Linked DNA regions of Homo sapiens: region 2 is linked to region 1. A link is a loop called in an ENCODE intact Hi-C map of the cell type or tissue named here. Cell type or tissue: heart left ventricle. All regions are shown on one strand. Links, peaks and the distances in the headings refer to the core of each region. The heading gives the core; the rest is flanking DNA.

Region 1 (9,818 bases), core at 929-8,928:
TCTGTGTGTGAGACCACTGTCCCCAGCCGGGTGGGGGCCTGCACGGGTCTTGCCAAGGTCAAATGGGTGTGCACACATGACTACACGTGAATTCACTGCACATGTGTGTACACACACACATTTACTCGGATCCTCAGCAGAGTTATTTTGGATTTGGTCTTCGTGGAAGGTCCAGTCTGTGCCTAGATGTGGATTCAGAAAATTCATAGACTCTGCACAGCTACTGGTCACTAATAAGAGCCTGGAGCTGGGGATACCATGATGATCAAGAGATAACCTCTAAAAGAACTCACAGACCAGCTGGGGAGACAGGTGAATAAACACCTGGAGAACAGAGCATTATGGGAGCATCTGGCCCAGGCTTGGGAGGTCAGGGAAGGCTTCCTGGAAGAGGTGTTATGTTGGAGCTGCATACTATCCAATATGGTAGCCACTAGCCACAGGTGGCCATTTACATTTAAATAAAAAACAAATAAACAATTCAGTTCCTCAGTCATACTGGCCACATTTCAATTGGCTAGTGGACAGCATGTCGAATAGTGCAGAAATGGAACATTTCCATTGTCCAGAAAAGTCTACTGGATGGCGCTGTGAGGAGGAACAGACCCTCTCCAGGTGAGGGCCATGAGAGGTGTTCCAATTCTAGGGAGCAGCTTGTGCAAACACCTGGAAGTGGATGGCAGCATGCCCAGGGGACTGGAGCCCTGAGCACAGGTGTGAGGAGGAGGGAAACAGTGACAAGCGAAGCTAGAGAGAGTGGAAGAATTCAAATGGCAGTTAAAGGCTCTGCTTGTGTTGGCAAGGAGCTGGGATTTTGTCCTGAACATTTGGGGAGCCTTTGGAAGGGTTTCAGCTGGGAGTGGCAAGGTCAAGGTCGGGTTTCATGTTAGAAAAGCTTGCTTGGAGAAGGGACTCCGCAGGGAAGGGGCAATTGCCAGCAGCCAGGTGAGAGCCAGGTGAGAGCCAGGTGAGAGGAGGGACCTGACCTGGGAGTTTAGCTGGGAGGGCCTGGAGATGAAGTGCCTGTGTAGGGGGCACTAGAGAGAGGGGCTTCTGGCTTCAGTGCCAGGGTGGCTGGGGCTGCCCTTTGGGCTCAGGCTGTGCTGAGTGCAAGGGAAGAGGGAGACCTCTGCACCTGGCAGGTAGGTGAGGGCACCTGATCCTTTAGGAAAAGTTTAGGCTGAAACCACTGACTGGGTGATCATCAGTGAATAGATAGGGGTGCAGGTCCTGCAAGGGGCTGAGGTCTCAGGAGAGTCCTCCGTAAGACAGTACTGGAGCCCTGGGAAGCACAGATGAGTCAGTGGCCAAGAGAGCAGAAGGAGCTGGGTAGGCCAGATTTCTGGAGAAGAGTGAGGGAGGCCAGATGTTCCCTGGACGCGTCATGGCTGTGGTTGTGATTCCGTCCCCTGAGGTGTGGGAGCTATAGCTTTCAATCCAGGCAAGTTTCCTGCAGGGGACAGTGTCTTGGTACTGAGGGGCAGGGCTGGGAAAGGAAGGGAATGGGGGCGGCTTTCATCACAGCCATGGTGAGGAGCCACAAGGCAGCTTGCACTTTGAAGATGGCTCCAACAATCTCCCCTATCCCGCAGGCCCTTCTACAGTGAATTGACTGTAGGGGGTGCTAGAGACAGGGTCTTCTGGCCTTTCTGGCCCCTCATCTCCTGAAGATGTACGCCTGTGCTCCCCCTCTTAAAACATGGGCGGGGCCGGGCGCGGTGGCTCACGCCTGTAACCCCAGCACTTTGGGAGGCCAAGGTGGGTGGATCACGAGGTCAGGAGATCGAGACCATCTTGCCTAACACATGGTGAAACCCCGTCTCTACTAAAAATACGAAAAATTAGCCGGGCGTGGTGGCGGGCGCCTGTAGTCCCAGCTACTCGGGAGGCTGAGGCAGGAGAATGGCGTGAACCCAGGAGGCAGAGCTTGCAGTGAGCCAAGATCGAGTCACTGCACTCCAGCCTGGGCAACAGAGCGAGACTCCGTCTCAAAAACAAAAAACAAAAACACGTGGGTGGGCTTGTGACTGCTTCGACCAATAGAGTATGGCAGAAGTGGCACTCTGGGGCTTCCAAGAGTGTCATAAAATGCAACACAGCTTCTACCTTACGTGCTGAGACGCTCACCCTTGGATCCCTGAGCCACCAGGTAAGATGTCCTCCTAGGACAGAGGCTGCTATGCCATGAGGAAGCCCGGGCCTGATGAATGGGTCCATGCAGGTGTTCTGGGGGACAGCCCCAGCCTAGCTCCCAGCCCACAGTCAGCATCCACCACGTGTTCACGCGTGAGTGAAAAGCCTCTGAATGGTTCCAGACCCCAGACATCGAGCCCCCATCAGCCACTGGTGCCTGCTGTGTGAGGCCCCAGATATCACAAAACAGATACAAACCGCCTCTTCTGTGCCCTGTCCGATGCCTGACCCGCAGACTCCATGAACAGAAGAAAATGGTCAGTGTTTTGTGCCACTATATTTTGGGGTGGTTTCTTGCACAACAATGGTAGTTGCAGGCAGAAAGGGAACTGGCTAGGCTGTGGCTGTGTGGCAGGGACAGGGAGCTAACTGGCTGGTGGGATGGAGCCTCAATTGCTCGGGCAAGGGGTGAGTTTTACCCCTGTTGTCAGGTTAGGGGCAGAGGAGGTTGAGGAGGTTGAATGGAGGTTGATGCTAGGAAACCAGGGAGGGGTTGCGGGGACATTTGGGGAGGAGGCTTGAAAATGACACCTAGTTCTGGCCTGGGGGTTACTCCAAGGGCAACATCAGGGAGGTCCTGGTGGGAGCAACAAGAGGTGGGGAGGGCTTTGGAGTCTTACAGGGTATGCTTAGTTCCCAGCACTTTCAATACCCAGCTCTCTCTGAGCCTTGGTTTGCTGGCCTGGAAAAGAGGGGTACAAATCCCCCGCTAAATGCAAGGTGAATGTGACTTCCTTTGATCACGTTTTTCTCCTTTATTTCTTATTGTCTTAACAAGCGCCCCCGCCCCCGACATTGCACGTAGACAACTGCTGATAAACGTGTCCAAGAGCAAGGTTTTTTTGCGCCATTTTATAGACACAGAAAATGAAGCTGAGAGGGGCTGGGGAGTGCCCACGGCCTTAGAGGACTCCAGCCTTCAGTGTGCACTTTTCCTGTTCCTCCCCTGGACTGAGGCAGCAGGAGGGGAGGGCAGGCCAGTGCCCCAGCAGGCCCGGGTGTGGCCCCCAGCGCTGGCTGGATTAAGCATTCCTCCCCAGCCCTGCCCCGGTCCCAGCCTCACAACTGCTTTCGCTCTGGAGTCCTAGACAAATTGTAGCCTGGAGAGCGGCTGTGGGGAGCTTACAAATGTGGCTGGCCCAGCCCTCCCCGCCTTCCTCCCACTCCACATGTCTGCCTCTGAGCCCTGGGGTCAGAATAGCCACTAAGGAGCTCTCACCAGGGCTCCACACACACTTGGGACTCCTGGGGTTCTTGCCAAATGGGTACCCCCGCCCCCAAGCCCTAGGAGCCTTGGATCTGCTGCCTGGACCCCAGCTCCCCTCCTCCTGCCGCCCTCCTCAGCATCTGGTTCCTCCTCAGAATGCAATGCTGTTGCCCCTGGCAACCGAGCTCCAGGCCAGATCCTGGTCCTCCTTCCTCCTCCTTCCCTTCTTTTTCTCCTCCTTCTTCTGCTTCCATATTCCCATCCTTCCTGCCCTCCCCCAGTCTGCCGAGACAGTGCCTGGGGCTGGAAGACTCCCCCCAAATCCGATGCCAGCTAGGCCAGCCAGCCAAGTCCCCTGGCCTTTCTGGTTGCTCGTTGGCTGATGATGACAGTCAGTACTCCCTGCCTGCCCATGGGACTGACTACTGCAGTCTTGGGCACCCCAGCGATGTCCCAGAAGACTCTGAGGCAGGGCTCTCAGGGTACCCCAGGCAAAGAGCCAGGGACTGTAGAGAGACAAGAGACAGCAGCTGAAGAAAATTTCTCCCCATTAGAGCTGTTTGAGGTGGTGAGCTCCCCAAAGCCAAAGGCATGCAAGGAGAGGCCTTTCCAGTGATGATGGTGCTGGCACTGGCATGGCACAGGGCAGTGAGGGGCTGTCTTGGAAGGAAGGTCGATGTGGGCTCGGCCTATGTCTATCCTGGCTGTCTCCTTTTCCCCAACCCCTGAATTCCCAGAACCTTTAGGAACACTTGCTCCCCAACCCCTGCCCTCCCAAGGACTCGTCATTTTTCATCTGGGCTCTAGAGAGGAGGACAGCACTAAGAGGTGGTCCCGGGTCCAGCGACATCAAGCACCATAGGGCAGGTCCAACGCCCAGCACAGCTGTTTAGAGTGGACAGAAACGGGCTCAGCAGGGCAGGCCACATGAACCCTAGCCGCCCTCACGCATCCCTTCCAGAGCCTCCGCTCACACTCCTGGATCCCCCTCCATATCCTAGGCTCCTGTCACCTTCCTGCTCTCCTGCAGGGCCTGTGGGCCAGCCATGCCCAATTCACGACTCATTCAACCGACTCCCACTCCTTCGTGCCCTGCACCAGTTCCTCCCTGTCAGGAATACACTTCTCCACCTTTCATTCTGAGTCAGCTCAGAGGCCCCCTCCTTCAGGAGGCTTCCCTGGACTGCCTGGGCTGTGCCCACTGCCCCGCGGGGCTCCCCACCCCGGGCTTGCCTCCTAGAGCTCTCTCACCCACGGCCTGGTCACCATCTGCACACGGTTTTCCCGAGTGCATCATAAGGACCTTGAGGCAGTGACTCTGTGCCCCACATTTGCTAACAAATACTAATGAGAACATCAGCACAGCCCTGCCTCTCTCTGGGCCTCAGTTTCCCCCATCTGAGGCCCCATGTCTGGGCCTTGGCTTCCCCCAGGATCCCCTTTTGGCTGAGAAGGGTGGCCACGCCCGGGCTGTCAGAACAAGACAGAGGCCAGTCCGGGCAGCTCTGCCCTCCTCATCTCCGGGGGCGTCCCCTCCAGGTTTCAGGAATGAGCCTCAGGAACTGGGGTGTGGGGGCCCGGACGGGGAGGTCCTGGCACTCCCCGAAGCTTTGGTTCTCGTCTGCCAAATGAGGACACTTATCGGGGCTACCCACCCCTCCGGCTGCCGTGAGGCCTTGGAGATGGCAGCCAGACCGGACTTTCCCATCGGATCCGCCAGAACCCAGGCTTCCCAAGGCAGCAGCTCCCGCGCAGCCGCCGCCCGCTTCTGGCAAGCCCAGCCCACGGGCTCAGGGGTCCCTGGGGCTCTGCTGCCCTCCAGTGGCCGGAGGCCCCTGGGCACTTAGAACCCGTGAGCTCCGGATTAATTCCATGGGCTTCCGTCTCCACCTAGGACGGACAGAAATGGTAGCAGGGACTTGTTGAGGTCACTCAGCAAGCCAGGCGCGGTACATGGACCAGGACCTGGGGCTCCAGGGCCCCAGCACTTCCATGCCCAGGGAGGGCTTGTCCTCTCGCAGGAGACCAGCCAGGAGAGGGAGCTGTTCCCCACCTGCCCACGTGTCTCACCTGGGACACCCTCTGTGCTGTAGCCCTTCCCTGCTGGCCACTCTCAATGCTGGCCTAGACTGCCCCCCGCCCGGAGAAGTGTTTCTAGTGCCTGCCCAGGGGTCATCCCCAATACGTGGGCCAATGTTGGGGGCTTGGAGGGGTGGCTTAACCCCTTTCCTCCTTGATTAATCAAATACTTAAAATAATGGCTGAGGTCATGATTGATGGACAGAGCATAGCTAATTACCCTGGAGATTAAAACGACTGTTTCTGTTTAAAAAGGCTGCAAATGAGTTAATTATTTCCTTTGCTCACCTCTCTAACCTCGTTACACTTCTAAATGAATAGCAATATTGATCTTGGAACTGATTTTGGTGTTACACCGCCCGAGCGGGTTTAATTAGGGTTTGAAAATGCTGCAGTGCCTCCTCCTTCTGACCGAGGAAATTAGACTTGGGTTTTACTTACATTTCACAGCCGTGTCCTCCACACAGATAGAAGGGCTGGAACATGGCGCAGTGGTGCCTGTCATCCCCTGCCCTGCCCTGCCCTGGCTCCCAGCTCCACTCCCATCCAGAGCAGCACAGACTGACCCTTGCTTCTCACCTCTCAGGAAGACGTGGCAGGAAGGCCAGTGGGGTCAGCTTGTTTAGCCTTGTCTGGTCACAGATTGGGCTCGGAGGCTCGGATATGATAGGACAGAGCCTAGCATCACTTGACGAGGTGGGGGCAGGCCTAGGACCTGAACTATCACAGACTCCCAACTCTGGACCTTGACGGCTCCCTGACTGAGTTAATATTTCCTCTCTGTCCCTCCTCACTTCTCCAGATGCCTACGGAGCCTCCTGGTGCTCTACCCCACCTCCAGCTCCCTCCTGCCTCTCCTCTCCTTCTTAGAGCTCCATGAAGAAAGGCCCCAGCTCGATGAAGGTGGGGAATGAGAGGGGGAGCAGGGCCCAGGATACCAGCACCCCTGCCCTGGATCTGCAGCTGACATCTAGGTGACCATGCCCTGTATCTGGGCCTCCCTACTCTGAATCTGACAGTCTGTCTATATCACTCCCTCCCACCTCCCCCAGCCAGAATTTTCAAGAGCAAGTAGCATCTCTGGGAGCCAGAGCCAGAAGGGTAGGGTAGTGAGAGTGAGCAGGACAGGCTTGGGCCAAGGATATAGGACTGAGTGGGTCTGCTCCTTCTTATTCCAAATAAAACCTTCCCTTGACCCTGGCTCTCCTCTGCCATGGCCAGATCTGTCCCAGTCTCACTTCTTTTTTTAATTTTTCCAGAGACAGAGTCTCCCTCTGTTACCCAGGCTGGAGTACGGTGACAGGATCACAGCTCACTGCAGCCTTGAACTGCTGGGCTTAAGTGATCCTCCCACCTCAGCCTCCCCAGTAGCTAGGACCACAGATGTGCACCACCATGCCCGGTTATTTTTTAAAAATTTTTGGAGAGATGGGGTCTTGCTGTGTTGCCCAGGCTGATCACAAACTCCTGGCCTCAGGTGATCTTCCTTCCCACCTTGGCCCCAGTCCCAATTACTGAGAGTTGTGTACATTCACTGCCCCCGTCTCTGACTTCCTCCCCACGCCTCTGCCCTCTGTTTTTTATGTCTCCCAGATAAAACGATTCTTACTGAGGTCACCAGCAACCTCTAAGTTGCTGAACAAAGTGAGCGCTCTGTTCAGGGGGTCTGGGCATGGATCTACCTGACAGCTTCTCTCCTTCCTGCAGTGGCACTGGCTCCTGGGTTTCCTCCTCCCTGCTCCCTCTTGGGACTGGGTGCTCCCCTCCCATCCCTGAAGAATCTCAGGGTTTGGCTTAAGCCCTCTTCTCTTTCTTCTCACTTGACGCGCCCTCCCCTGGTGAGCCCACCTCTCTCGTGGTTGGAAAGTGATCTATCCCAAATTACTATCTTAGCTCAGCCCTCTCCCTTGAGTGCATGTAGGTCCAGCCAGGGAGTGACATGGTTAGACTTACACTTTAGAAAGGCCACTGTTACTGTAGTGTGGCAGGAAAGGATGATGGTGGAGACAGAGGAACCCCTGAGGTGGCTGTTCTAAGTCTCAGCGGAAAAACATTCAGGCCTGTGGCTGAAGAAATGGGGAGCAGGGGGTGATCCACTGGACGGGGAGGCTTTGGGGATTGATTTCCTAGGGGCACGTTCCAGGGCAATGTCCCATTGTCAAGTTGGACCTCTGAGTGCCTTTGGCTGAAACTGGCAACGTCAGGGAGAAGCAGGCTTCCAGGGAGTGTTCAGGCTGTTGGGTTGAGTTCAAGGTGCCTACAGGGACATTCAGAAGGAGAAGGAAGGTAGGTGACTCCCTCAAATTGCTACAGCCAGCTTGTAGCCCTGCCATTCAGGGTAGAGGTCATCAGCATGCAAGGAGCTAGGCGGCGACTGCATGCCCAGAAGCACTGCTACAGATAAGACAGCCAGGACGATGTGGGAGAGCAGAAGGCACTGCATTCGACCCTGGTGATTCATGCCTAATTTGGCCAGTGAAATCTGTGAGCCAGACCACATGCCCTGCCTTGTCAAACAAGGAAAGAAGTGTGGAGATTGAGGGTCAGAGACTCTAACTGAATCCCAACCTCACTAATAGACTGAGCCCTGATCCTGCTCACAGTCTGAGCCCTCATCCTTGTCACAGTCCAAGGAAACAGGACTACCCAGCTGGAGGCTCTTAGGTAACACCTTCCTGTTTCCATTTCCCCTTTTCTCCCCTGAGGTAAGGATGAAGGAGAGGGAGCTTAGTAGTGCCAAGGAAGCAAGCCTGGAGTACTGAAGGCAAGATAGAGAAAGCACTTCCAATGTGCATGCCCAGGAATCCTCAGCTTTTTGGGGGTTCATGGCATACATGTGAACACTGGAACTTTCAGTGGCACCATTGAGAAAAGACTCACTGGGCACAGTGGCTCACGCCTATAAGTCCAGCACTTTGGGAGGGCAAGGAAGGTGGATGACTTGAGCCCAGGATTTCAAGACCAGCCTGGGCAACATGGTGAAACCCTGTCTCTACAAAAATTAGCCAGGCATGGTGGTGCACGCCTCTAGTCCCACTTACTCAGGAGGCTGAAGTGAGAGGATTGCTCGTGTCCAGGAGGTGGAGGTTGCAGTGAGCCATGATTGCACCACTGAACTCCAGCCTGGGCAACAGAGTGAGACTCTGTCTAAAAAAAAAAAAAGAAAAGAAAAGAAAAAAAAAAGATTCAAAACCACCCTAAAGGAGCCAGCGGCAGTGTCCTTGTGGTCATCACTGTGGCATCAGATGCTTCACATGCTTGCAAAAGCTCATCAGTTACTACTGAGCTGTCTGGGTCCTCAGGACACAATTGCCTTTAGATGGAGCTATTTACTGTCCTGGGTATACTGCTGTCCCTGTATCACTGCATCCTGTGACATACTGGGCATAGACAGAAGAGTTCCCTTAATGAGTTCTAGGGTGGTGGTTAGGAGTTCCAAGCTCTGAGTTCCAGACTGCCTGGAATTCAAATCCTGACTCTGCCCATCCCAGCTGTGCGATCATGGGCAAGCTGCTTCACCTCTCTGTGCCTTAGTTTCCTCATCTGAAAGTGGGGGTGATAATAGCACTTACCCCCTAGGGAGTTCACTTATATTAAGTGCTTAGTGCCTGGCATGTGGTGAGTGCTCTCTTAGGGTTGGGTGTTGCTATAACTTTGCTTATTGATGCATGCTTGGCTGACACTGTAAAGATCACAACACCTCAGAGAGGCCAGTATTCAGGCTCTGGGAGACCAGTACAGTTCGAGGGCAATTAATTGCTGTCTACTCTGTGCTGGGCGCTGGTGACACAGAGAGAAAACTCCACATTCCTGCTCTCAGGGGGTATACTGTCTGTGAAGAGATCGTCCTAACACACACTGTGTGTGCTGTGTTGGGGGGAATGTGAGTGAAATGGACTCTGTTGGGGGGGATGATGGGTGTTCATAACAAATACATTTATTGCGTGCCTACTGCGTACCAGGCCCTGCTCTGGGGACTTTACACATATTACATAATCCTTACAAGAGGATAATATATAACATTATCATAATTTTCATCCTTGTCTTATAGATATCTTTGAGGCTCAGAAAGGGTGGGACTGGAGAGGCCTGAAGCTTTTCTGTGCCAGGCAATGTTGTGAGCAGAGGTGTGACTGAGGCTTGGGGGCCCAGGGGGCTGCCTGGCCGAGGGGGCCTATGCCAGGCGTGGGTGTGGGCGAGAGACTTGATAGAGGTCTTCAAGGTCAGGCCGAGGCACTGTGCTTACTGGTCACTTGCGCTTGAACCAGGCAGGGCTCCAGTGTGGAAGAGCAGGGCAGGGACTACCATTCCCCCAGGCCTAGCCCTGAACATCAGGACT
Region 2 (9,776 bases), core at 1,777-9,776, 430 kb before region 1:
ACTGATACTATTTTTAGGTTACCTATTCTATTACATTGATCTGTTTTTTCTTGTACCTGTATCACACTGTTTTATTGATCATAGCTTTTTCATATGCTCAATTATGCCTTCAATTTCAAAAATTTCTGGGTTTTTCATGTATTCGTTCCTCCAACTGACTCTGAAAACCATTTTGTAAAGTTTTTCACTCCAGAAAAAAAACCCATTGAGATTTAAAATTCAAATTTCACTAAAATTTGAGACAACCTGATAGTTCATCTCTGTATCTGTGCATCTTTTATACTTCTCAGTAGTTTCTCATATTTTGTTGTTTAGTCATCCCTATGTGACTGAACGCCTGAAGAAGTGGAAATAATAATAATAAAATTTGTATATATGTATGTTATGTAATGCTATTATTTTTAGTGCGAGAAGCTACCTTTTAAGAAATACTTTGTCCATGATTTTTTTGCTTTTGTTTTTGTTTTTGTTTTGAGACAGGATCTCACTTTGTTCCCCAGGCTGGAGTGCAGTTCACGGCTCACTGTGGCCTCGACCTCCTGGGCTCGAGTGATCCTCCCTCCTCAGCTTCCTGAATAGCTGGGACCACAGGTGTATGCTACCACACCTGGCTAATTTTTGTATTTTTTTGTAGAGATGGAGTTTCAACATGTTGCCCAGGCTGGTCTAACTTTTGAGCTCAAGTGATCCTCCCAAAGTGCTGGGATTATATGCGTGAGCCACCACACCTGGCCAATGATATATATTGTTAAGTAAGAAAAGCAATTTGCAGAGTATTGTACACAATAAGATCTAATTTTTGTAAGAGAGTGGAACCCTACAGCTATATGCGTATGTCTTGTATATATTTGCTCAAGCATGGAGCTCTTAGGGGTTGAGGACTTTACAACCCTGATTTACCATGACAGGGTGGGAGTGGAGGGGGTAGGTGAATGGAAAGCAGATTATTAACCAAAAAGAAAGAAAAAGACAAAAAGGAAAAGAAGGTTGTCAGTTGCTCTGTGGCAGCTGTTGGCCACTTAGTTGCCTTTGTGGTTCCAGAAGCAGTCCTGGGAGGCCCCTCTGTAGGGAAGATGGAGAGCAAACAGGCAAGTCTGCTCAGGGGCCTTGAGAGGAAATGTCTCAAAGACGGCCAGTGCTAATGCCTTGTGTTGGCCTGGCGATCCCATAGGAGTTCAGTGAAGGTCTGACAGGGAAAGGTGCTGGCCCTACAGGGAAGCTACAGATCTGACTGCTCAGCCTAGCCAGCGCTTTCTTCTCACTCACACTCTCTGCCCACATCAGGAAGCACTCCTTGGCTACCCCAGTCTGTCACAATTGGAGCAAACACCCATAGGCCTGGGCCTATCCGCTGGCACAAAAACAAGCCAATAGACAAAGACTCGTATGGTGGTGGGGAGAACTGGCTTCAAGCCTAGGTTTGAATCTCAGCTCTACCACTTACCAGCTATGCAGCTTTAGGCAAGTTTCTTACCCACTCTGAGTTTCCTCATCTGTAAAATGGCTGTAGTGGAGAGCAAATGAGGTTAATGTGTGGGAAAGCCTGGACCAGGGCCTGGCCCAGTGGAGCAGCCAGGGGTGGTTCTCTTCCTCCTCTCTTCCTGTTAGTTGAGTCAGACACCAAGGACAGCAGGCAGAGCAGCTAAAGCCATGGCCTCCCTGGAGGAGCTCACGAGAAGGGAGGTGCACACACACAGACACACACACACACCAGGCCAGGAGCTGAAGCTGGGGAGTGAGTTGGTGATTTCAGATGGCTATCATCCCAAAAGCTTCTTGGCTGAATGGGGCCCTGAAGAACAGAGAGAAAAAGAACAGGAACGATGCGGGTGCAGAGAATTTCAATGCATGTCTCCCAGGCCAGCCTGGAGAGTGGAGCTGCTGCAACATCTGGTCAGCAATAAGCATGAGAGGTGGAGGACACAGACTCAGCAATTGGATTTTTCTTCTTTGGACACCAAGAAGCCACTGATGATACTGGGGTGACAGCTAGAGAGTGAGGGAGGACTGTCCCTCACTCCAGGAAGCTGGGAGGTGGAGTACGGTTGCTGGATGACAAATCGTAGTTCCCTTACTAAGGATCTGGGGCAAACAAACCCTCTCTGACTTGTTTTCACAAGGGTAAAATGGGGATAATTCTAGAAACCACCTCACCAGATTGTGAAGATAAAATTAAGCTGTTAAGCTAGTTCATGGGAAAGCACCCCCAGGGCTGGCTTTCTAGAGACAGACTCCTTCACCCTGGAAGAGGAGCATCTCAGCTCTTCAAGGCATTCAACTTTGCCCCTCCCTGGGGGGCCTGGTGACTTTATCCCTCCACATTCTCTTTACCTGAGGTACAATTTGCCTCCCATCCCCCAACCCTGGGCAAAGATGAACCATAGGCTTGGAGTTTTTTGCTCTATCTTTGACTCCAGCTCAAGTGTGGGCTGGTGAGCATTGGGTGGTCCTGGTGGGGAAAACCCAAGTCCCTATACCCCCCACTTCCTGCATGAGAGTTACTTCTCTAGAGGACCCTGGTCCTTATAATTGCAGATTCCTCAGAAGCCCTCACAGCATTATCACTCAGCTTTCTGGTTGCTTCCATGCAGCTCCCAGAGGGCAAGGGAGCCATTAGTTGGTGTGTGTGTGTGTGTGTGTGTGTGTGTGTGTGTGTGTGTGCGCGCGTGCGCGCACATACCTGTACAGAGGTTTATCTGGGATCTCAAGGAAGTCAGTTTGTGTCCAAAAAGCCTATTTCCTTTTAGAGGTTTGCAAATTTGAGAGAACTGGATCTTGGCAACAAATTCCCTCCTACCCCCCCACCCAGTGTGAAATCCAGTTTTTAAGTTTCAGCTGTAATTGCCTTGAGCTGCTCTTAACAACAACTTGTGATCTGCCAACTGCAGTTCTTGGCTCCTATGGCACTAATGAAGTTCTTTCCCTTGTAGAAGAGAGTGCGAACTCACTTATAAGGAAGCATAATTTGCTAGGCCTTGGAGAGGAGGCAAAGAGTTCCTGGAGCAGAAGGTACACACTTACAACCCCAGGCAATGGAGAGCTCCCCACACCAATTCACTCCGGGCAGGAAAGAAATCAAGATTCTCTGTGGCTTAGGTTGAAAGACAACACTCTGCAGGCATGGAGCTGCCAAAGGCCCCATCCAACTGTCAGTGGCCCATCACCTCCGGACAACCCAGAGTCAGACAGGATGGCATCACTGAGGACCACTAATGGAATTCTCAGGAATGAATCCCACGCTGGGTGATGTGATGGGGAAGGGGAATAGGATAATTTATCTCCAGGCTCTCCAGTTACACCAAAGGACAAAGTGATCCCACTGAAGAATAGAAACTTAGTGTTTTTTCTGGCCTTGTTCCACCTCACCTGGAGTCTGGCTTGGGCAATCCTGAACTGGTCCCACCATCCACTGGCCTGTATCCTTTCAGGGCTCCAGGTGTTTCTGGACCAAACTGGGGGTCAGGCTGCTTATTTTTGCGGCCCAGTAACGAGATGCAGATGAACCGGGAGAGAAGGGAGTTTTTATTTCTGTAACCAGTTACAGGGAGAAGGCCTCGAAGTTATTGCCAGATCAACTCAAAATTACGGTTTCCCACATCTTATATACCTTCTAAGCTATATGTCTACGTGTAAGTGTGCATTCATCTAAAGACATAAGTGACTATTTATTTATTTATTTATTTTGAGATGGAGTCTTGTTCTGTCACCCAGGCTGCAGTGCAGTGGAGCAATCTCGGCTCACTGCAAACTCCACCTCCTGGGTTCACGCCATTCTCCTGCCCCACCCTCCTGAGTAGCTGGGACTACAGGTGCCCACCACCAAGCCCGGCTAACTTTTTTGTGTTTTTAGTAGAGACAGGGTTTCACCGTGTTAGCCAGGATGGTCTCGATCTCCTGACCTCGTGATCCGCCCACCTCGGCCTCCCAAAGTGCTGGGATTACAGGTGTGAGCCACCACATCCGGCCAACTTCTTTCAATCTATAACTAAGGTCTGAGTCTTGAAGACCTTCCTCTGGAGCCTCAGTAAGTTTACTTAATCTAAATGGGTCCAAGTGCTGGGGTGATTACCCTTAATCTTGTCTCCTGCTAAATCATGGAGGTATGGGGAGTTCCTTCAGACCCCCGATAAACTTGTTTAATCCTAAACAGGTCCTGTTAAGAATTCCTTCGCTATTTTGTCATGCTTCAAGGCCCAGGAAAGGTCTAGGCAAAACTCCCAGTGGAGCTTTTGTTACACTTCAGCCTTCGTATAAGGGCAGTGGCCCCTTCAGCTTTTAATATTTAATTTAATCACTCAGTCAGTACTGAATCAGTTGTTATGGAGTCCTGCATTAGTGAGACCTGGCCTGGCACACACGGTGACCACTCAGGCCAGCAGAGCTTCACACAGCAGCCCGGTCCTGGTACGCTCTGTTTCTGTGACCTCCCAACCCCAACTGCCTACTTTTTTCTTTGCTTCCTTTCCCCCAGAAGCCAGTGTGTTGTGCTGACAACTAGAAGGGAAGTTCTCTAGGCTCTTCTCCAGCAAGCAGGCTACACAGCTGCAGCAGGCAGGGCCTGTGTCCCTGGGGATTGTCTGGTCAGGCTTGCTGTTGACCCTTCCTCCTGGGCCCAGGCAACACACAGAGAGCTTTTGGGTCCACACCAACATGGGTTCTGTTATGTTGCTCCTCAGCAACATAAACCTCAAGTCTGGCAGCCACTCTTCTGGGGTATGCCTTAAAAACAGCATCTGCAAATTCCAGAGTGCTTGCTAGTGGAGAAGAGCAGAGACACCGGGTTGGAGACAGTGTCCACTGTAAAGGGTTTGGTGCTCTAAAATCTGCTCTAAATTTAGGATCTACATGTTTGCCTTTTCATCTATTCTCCTCTCATAATGCGGCAGTTGTTGCTACCACTGCTGACTCTTCCTGCTTAAGCCAGGAGGCCTCCTCTGCGCTGCTGAAGTGTCCACACATTAGCTTGTCTGCCTTTGTGAGGCCCCTGTGTATCACTGTGTCAAAGGCATGCGAATCTTGCAGATGATGCAGTACCAGGCCCTGTCCCCGCTCATATTACCTGAATAGCTCTGATTTCCACGGAGAGGGTCAGCCAGAGCCAGCTAACCAAGCCTCTCAACATGCAGTACAAACCCAGGAAGCCTGCAGGTGACTGCTCACCAGAGGGCGATCTCACACAGCAAACCTGCAGCCTTCTGAGGTCTGGGAAAAGCAGAATGCCTTTGCTTTCTCTTTGGGGCCTGATTTCCTCAGATTAGACAGGGAATAAAGAGAAATATAATCCATGTCAGCAGGGGATGAGGACCCAGAGTGCAGAAGACACACAGGCTGAAAGCCATCATTTCCTGTGTTATGGACAGGGCACCTACCCTGGGGGGACAAGACATAACCATGTCTGCAACCAAACCCTCCCCAGCATGTCAGTGTGGAAGAGTCGCCAAAAGGACAAGCATTTGTCTGTTTTTTAGTGTGTATTAAAATGAATTTATTTACACAGTAACATGATGCCACGGAGTACACAGCAAAGTACCACAGCAAACCAAAGGGTGGCACCACTGCTGGCAGAGAGGACCTTTCAATGATAGATTTATACAACTTTACAATATGTAAGTAGAGGGGTGAAGCTCCGGAAAGAGCAAAAACAAGATTTTCAAATACAGAGTGTGGGCAGGGCCAGAGAGAATTAAAGAGAGATTGGAATGAGGACTGTCATGATTCAAATCACCAAGTAGAATGAAATCTTGCTTCTGTATTTGCCTCATGCCAAAATGCCCTGCATATCCTCAACAGAAAATCCCAACCCAGTGTGTTCATACATCACACTCTTTAGTTCTAACTGGTAAAGGAAGGGATAACCAAGTAGTATTTGGAGCAAGTTCCTGAAACAGTGTGGTTTAACCTTTCAAAAATGAACCCTATGTCTGGTTCAACATTCAAGTTATCATGAGTGCGGACACACACATACTATCCACACACTAACGGGCAAAGTGGGTTTTCTGTACTACAACAATATTCGTAGCAAAATATATGACTCTGTACTTCTGCTAGGTTAAAAAATGTCCGACCTCTTTTGATTCCCTGAAACTTTCTTGATTTAAAAAACAAAACCAAACCAAACCAAACCATGGGGGTGAATGGGACACGTCAAGATAAAAAGCTGGAATAAACCCAGAGACTTTCTGGAGTGGGAAACATGTAATGGGATGTTGGGAATGCAGGCCCTTGCAGCCCACCTAGGTGGGGAAAGCTTCTAGCAGTGGTTGATGCAAAAATCTATTCTAATTTTAAACAGTTGCAGGGAGGGGGTGTTTAACGGCTGTATAGCACCTTGTACCTTCTGGGCACTTACAGATATTAAATGATGGTGATGATGAATGGTACACAACTCTGTAGGAAGGTTTATAAAAACAATTACAATTTGTTAAGAAATTTCCCAAGAGTTCTTTAAACAAACCTATTTAAACTACCATATCTCTTTAAAAAAATCTTCCGCTCTCAGTATTATATGATGTTCTCAAGCTGAGGTTTGGGCAATAGCCACAGTCATGTCAAGGGGACATGGAAGAGATCCTTCTCCTTAAATACTGAGGAACTTTGTATCTGCCAGGGCTTTCTTCATCTTCATCATCATCATCATCTTCTAATATACAAAATGGACTTCTTTTTAAAAAGGTGCTTTTCTGAGGATGGATTTATCAGCTAAATGCCTTGACATGGAATGTATGTGAACTCCCCTCCCACAGCATCTGTCACAGCTCACCCTCATCATCTTAGAAGCATCAGGATAAAAAGGCTTGATTTCTTTGGTATAATCTCTCCCAGGATCTTGCACTGCAACTCTTCTGGCTTCCCTTATGGCACCGTTTTTGGTCCATGGAATCCCCACTTTTGGCACTGCTGTAAGCACGGACAGCTGGACTTCAGTGCGCACTTCAGCAAGAGCAGCACTTGGATTTGTCTCGGCACAGCACTTTGGGCCTTTGAGAATATGAGCTTCGATGACATAAAGCTAATAACTTGGTTTTGTGGGCAGCCATCCTGTTCACTCATTAGGCTGGAGCGGAATTTTCAATCCTTGTCAACTAGTGAGGAGAATGAAAAACATGCCAGGGTTGGCCCAGCAAGTCCAGTTTGTCTCACCCCTCTCCAAGAATGTTCATACTATATTTACACATCTAGAATCATTTGAAATATAGTGTAGTATCCTAAATCCATCTCTATTTCTGTGACTAGCCTGTACTTTTTCAGATCACTGCTGGTAAAATCTAGAAGAAATCCTAATTGCAGTCAAATCTAGCGAAAACCCTAATTCCAGCAAAACCAAATGTCAGGTTACTTCCCTGAACCAAAGTATTCATAACTCAAAATTGAGACGCTTAGTAGGACCCAAAGATCTTTCCTGGAAACTTTTTTTTGAGACGAAGTTGCTCAATCTCCCAGGCTGGAGTGCGATGGCGTGATCTTGGCTCACTGCAACCTTTGCCTCCTGGGTTCAAGAGATTCTCTTGCCTCAGCCTCCCGAGTAGCTTAGATTACAGGTGCCTGCCATCATGCCCGGCTAATTTTTGTATTTTTAGTAGAGATGGAGTTTCACCATGTTGGCCAGGCTGGTCTCAAACTCCTGACCTCAGGTGATCTGCCCACCTCGCCCTCCTAAAGTGTTGGGATTACAGGCGTGAGCCACTGCGCCTGGCCTGGGAACTTCATACTACTAGAAACTTTTAAGATATAATTTTTAGTAGTTTTACTCCCAGAAATGTCATTAATATTTCTAGAGCTTTAGATCTCTTGGCTTAGACTTTCCCATGTTTACAAACTTATTCTGAGTTTGGAAGCAAAAGTGACCCCCACTTAATCTGATAATGGGAGGCTACTCCAACTGTTAAAATCCTAACCAATATGTTTTACTTCTAGCTCCTCAACAGCAGCAGGGTAGGTAGGATGAGTGCTTGTGCCCTCACCTCAACCCATACCTCACCCAGTTCATCTTCTGAGGGCAAATCTTGAAACTCATTGCCATATTCCTGGCTTCCAGTTCTAGCTCAGCCTAGGGGTTGGTGATTCTTACGTTGTTGTTCCACAGGTTACAGTGACTCTTTTTCTCATCCTGCTGTTATTCTTCATGAATTGGCTTCTAGGCAACCCAGTAGTGTACATATACCAAAAGGGCTCACCTCAGCCAGCACAGGAGGCTTCTTGAAGTTCTAGTCCTCTTTATGAAACATCCACTGAATTGCTTCCAAGACTAGGTTACCACTCTAACAAGGCACTCTGCTATACATTCAGTCTTGCTCTTGGCTACTTTAGCCACTGTTGTGTTTCTCTAGCACCCAAGTGTCACAGAGATTGTTCATGCTCATGTGGCTTAAGGAAAAGTTCCAATAGGAGCTTAATTGTTCAAACTCTCAATATAAATGGAAAACTCTACAGTATAGACTTCAATAGAAAACAATTTCCAATCAATATTGAAGGCAATAACTTCCTGTTACTTGAGAAAATGTAAAGTGCTATACTAGTCACAATTCAAACACATAGATATATAAATGTGTGTGTATGTGTCTACAGAGGGTAGGATTTCTTTCCAGTTGATGAACAAATTCAAAGGTCCTACCACAATTAAAATGAAAAATATTTGTGATAATGTTAAACTGACTGAATTTCATTTTTTTGGAAAAATATTCTGAAGACCAACTCATGTAGTACTTTTTGCCTAGAAATATAGTTTCTTTCTCTATTCTGCTCTAACCTGTAACACCCCCTTCCCTCTCTATCTCACATTCTTTGGCCATCACCCAGAGAAAAATTAATCTAGCCACCTGTCTCTGGGAAGCCTGAGGCTTTTCTCTGGCTAGTTTGCATTCATCTTTTGCCCTTAACAAATCTGAATATAAAAACAGTACTAAAAACATCTGATATGAAGAGGTGCTTGGTTTACCAGTGCTGTAAGATAATGGTAGTGGAGGTGTCCATGCTTATTATACCATAGAGTTAAAGTGAAGACTGGATCCAAATCATAACAGAAAAAGAGAAAGAAAAAAAAAGATAAGTAGAGACATAACAAATAGAGGGACCAGGAAACATTCAGCATTAAATATGTAACCTCATTAAATAGTCAACATTGAAATTTACATGGGCAAGGCACCACGAACATGACATTGAGAAGGTATATCTCAATATGCAAGACATTGCAAGATGGGAGGTGGGGGAGGTTAAGGGAATGTGCTGGCTGACATGGTCAGTGGTCTGTGTGCTGCCCTTCAGTGCATAATCAGGCAAGGAGTTATGTGCACATGTTCTATGCTAAGATGAACCAAACACCAACCTTCAAGGCAAGGCGCGGCCATGCCACAGGACACCAAGAGCAGACTGCTGGCCTGCAGCAGCATGCCCACTCCATGGCCATTCCTAGGAGCAGAGCCCTGCACTCTGGCTAGAGGAGGCAAGACTCTTTGTGGGCTAACCAGCCTTCTTTCCTGTGAGTCCTATATTGCTGGCCAGGGGATAAGGGACATTCTCCAAATAGAGCCTCACATATTACAATCACTTAAAAAAGTAATAAGAGCACAATAAAATACATTATTTTCCTTTCCTGATCCTCTTTGTTATACATGAATCACATGAAAAGCTGTTAAAAATGTTAAAAGTTTAGAAATTTCCAAGGCCACTAATGTGCTATGTAAGTAATACTGCACAGTCAGTCTTGGCTTTAAGGAAACTCTGCACTGGTAGATGAGGGGCCTCAGGGCTCACTCACTCACTAGGCACAGAGAACATGT

Evidence for each region. Hi-C counts contacts between places; a loop is a spot of excess contacts. Peaks named below come from ENCODE experiments on the same cell type or tissue, not always from the same donor. Only the 100,000 strongest peaks of a DNase experiment are listed, where the experiment ranks them.
Region 2: a loop joins it to region 1, with 6 times the contacts of the local background. A loop is called at or near these places in 94 of 110 quality-filtered maps.

Annotation. Positions count from the first base shown.
Region 1 is chr15:77,538,299-77,548,116 of GRCh38, forward strand. No RefSeq gene overlaps it. Among named protein-coding and RNA genes, the nearest start is that of LINGO1, 90 kb to the right of the region's middle. RefSeq lists an enhancer at 3,205-3,884 and a silencer at 5,388-5,602. In heart left ventricle, for the core only: no CTCF peak of the experiment used is centred there; DNase peaks (open chromatin) are centred at 3,281, 3,540 and 5,163; H3K4me3 peaks cover 784 bases; H3K27ac peaks cover 3,088 bases.
Region 2 is chr15:77,102,698-77,112,473 of GRCh38, forward strand. PEAK1 (pseudopodium enriched atypical kinase 1) reads right to left here. Exons shown (of 10, transcript NM_001385026.1): 10 at 5,461-9,776. Among named protein-coding and RNA genes, the nearest start is that of TSPAN3, 36 kb to the left of the region's middle. In heart left ventricle, for the core only: a CTCF peak has its summit at 5,156 (motif pointing right); a DNase peak (open chromatin) is centred at 4,564; H3K27ac peaks cover 1,113 bases.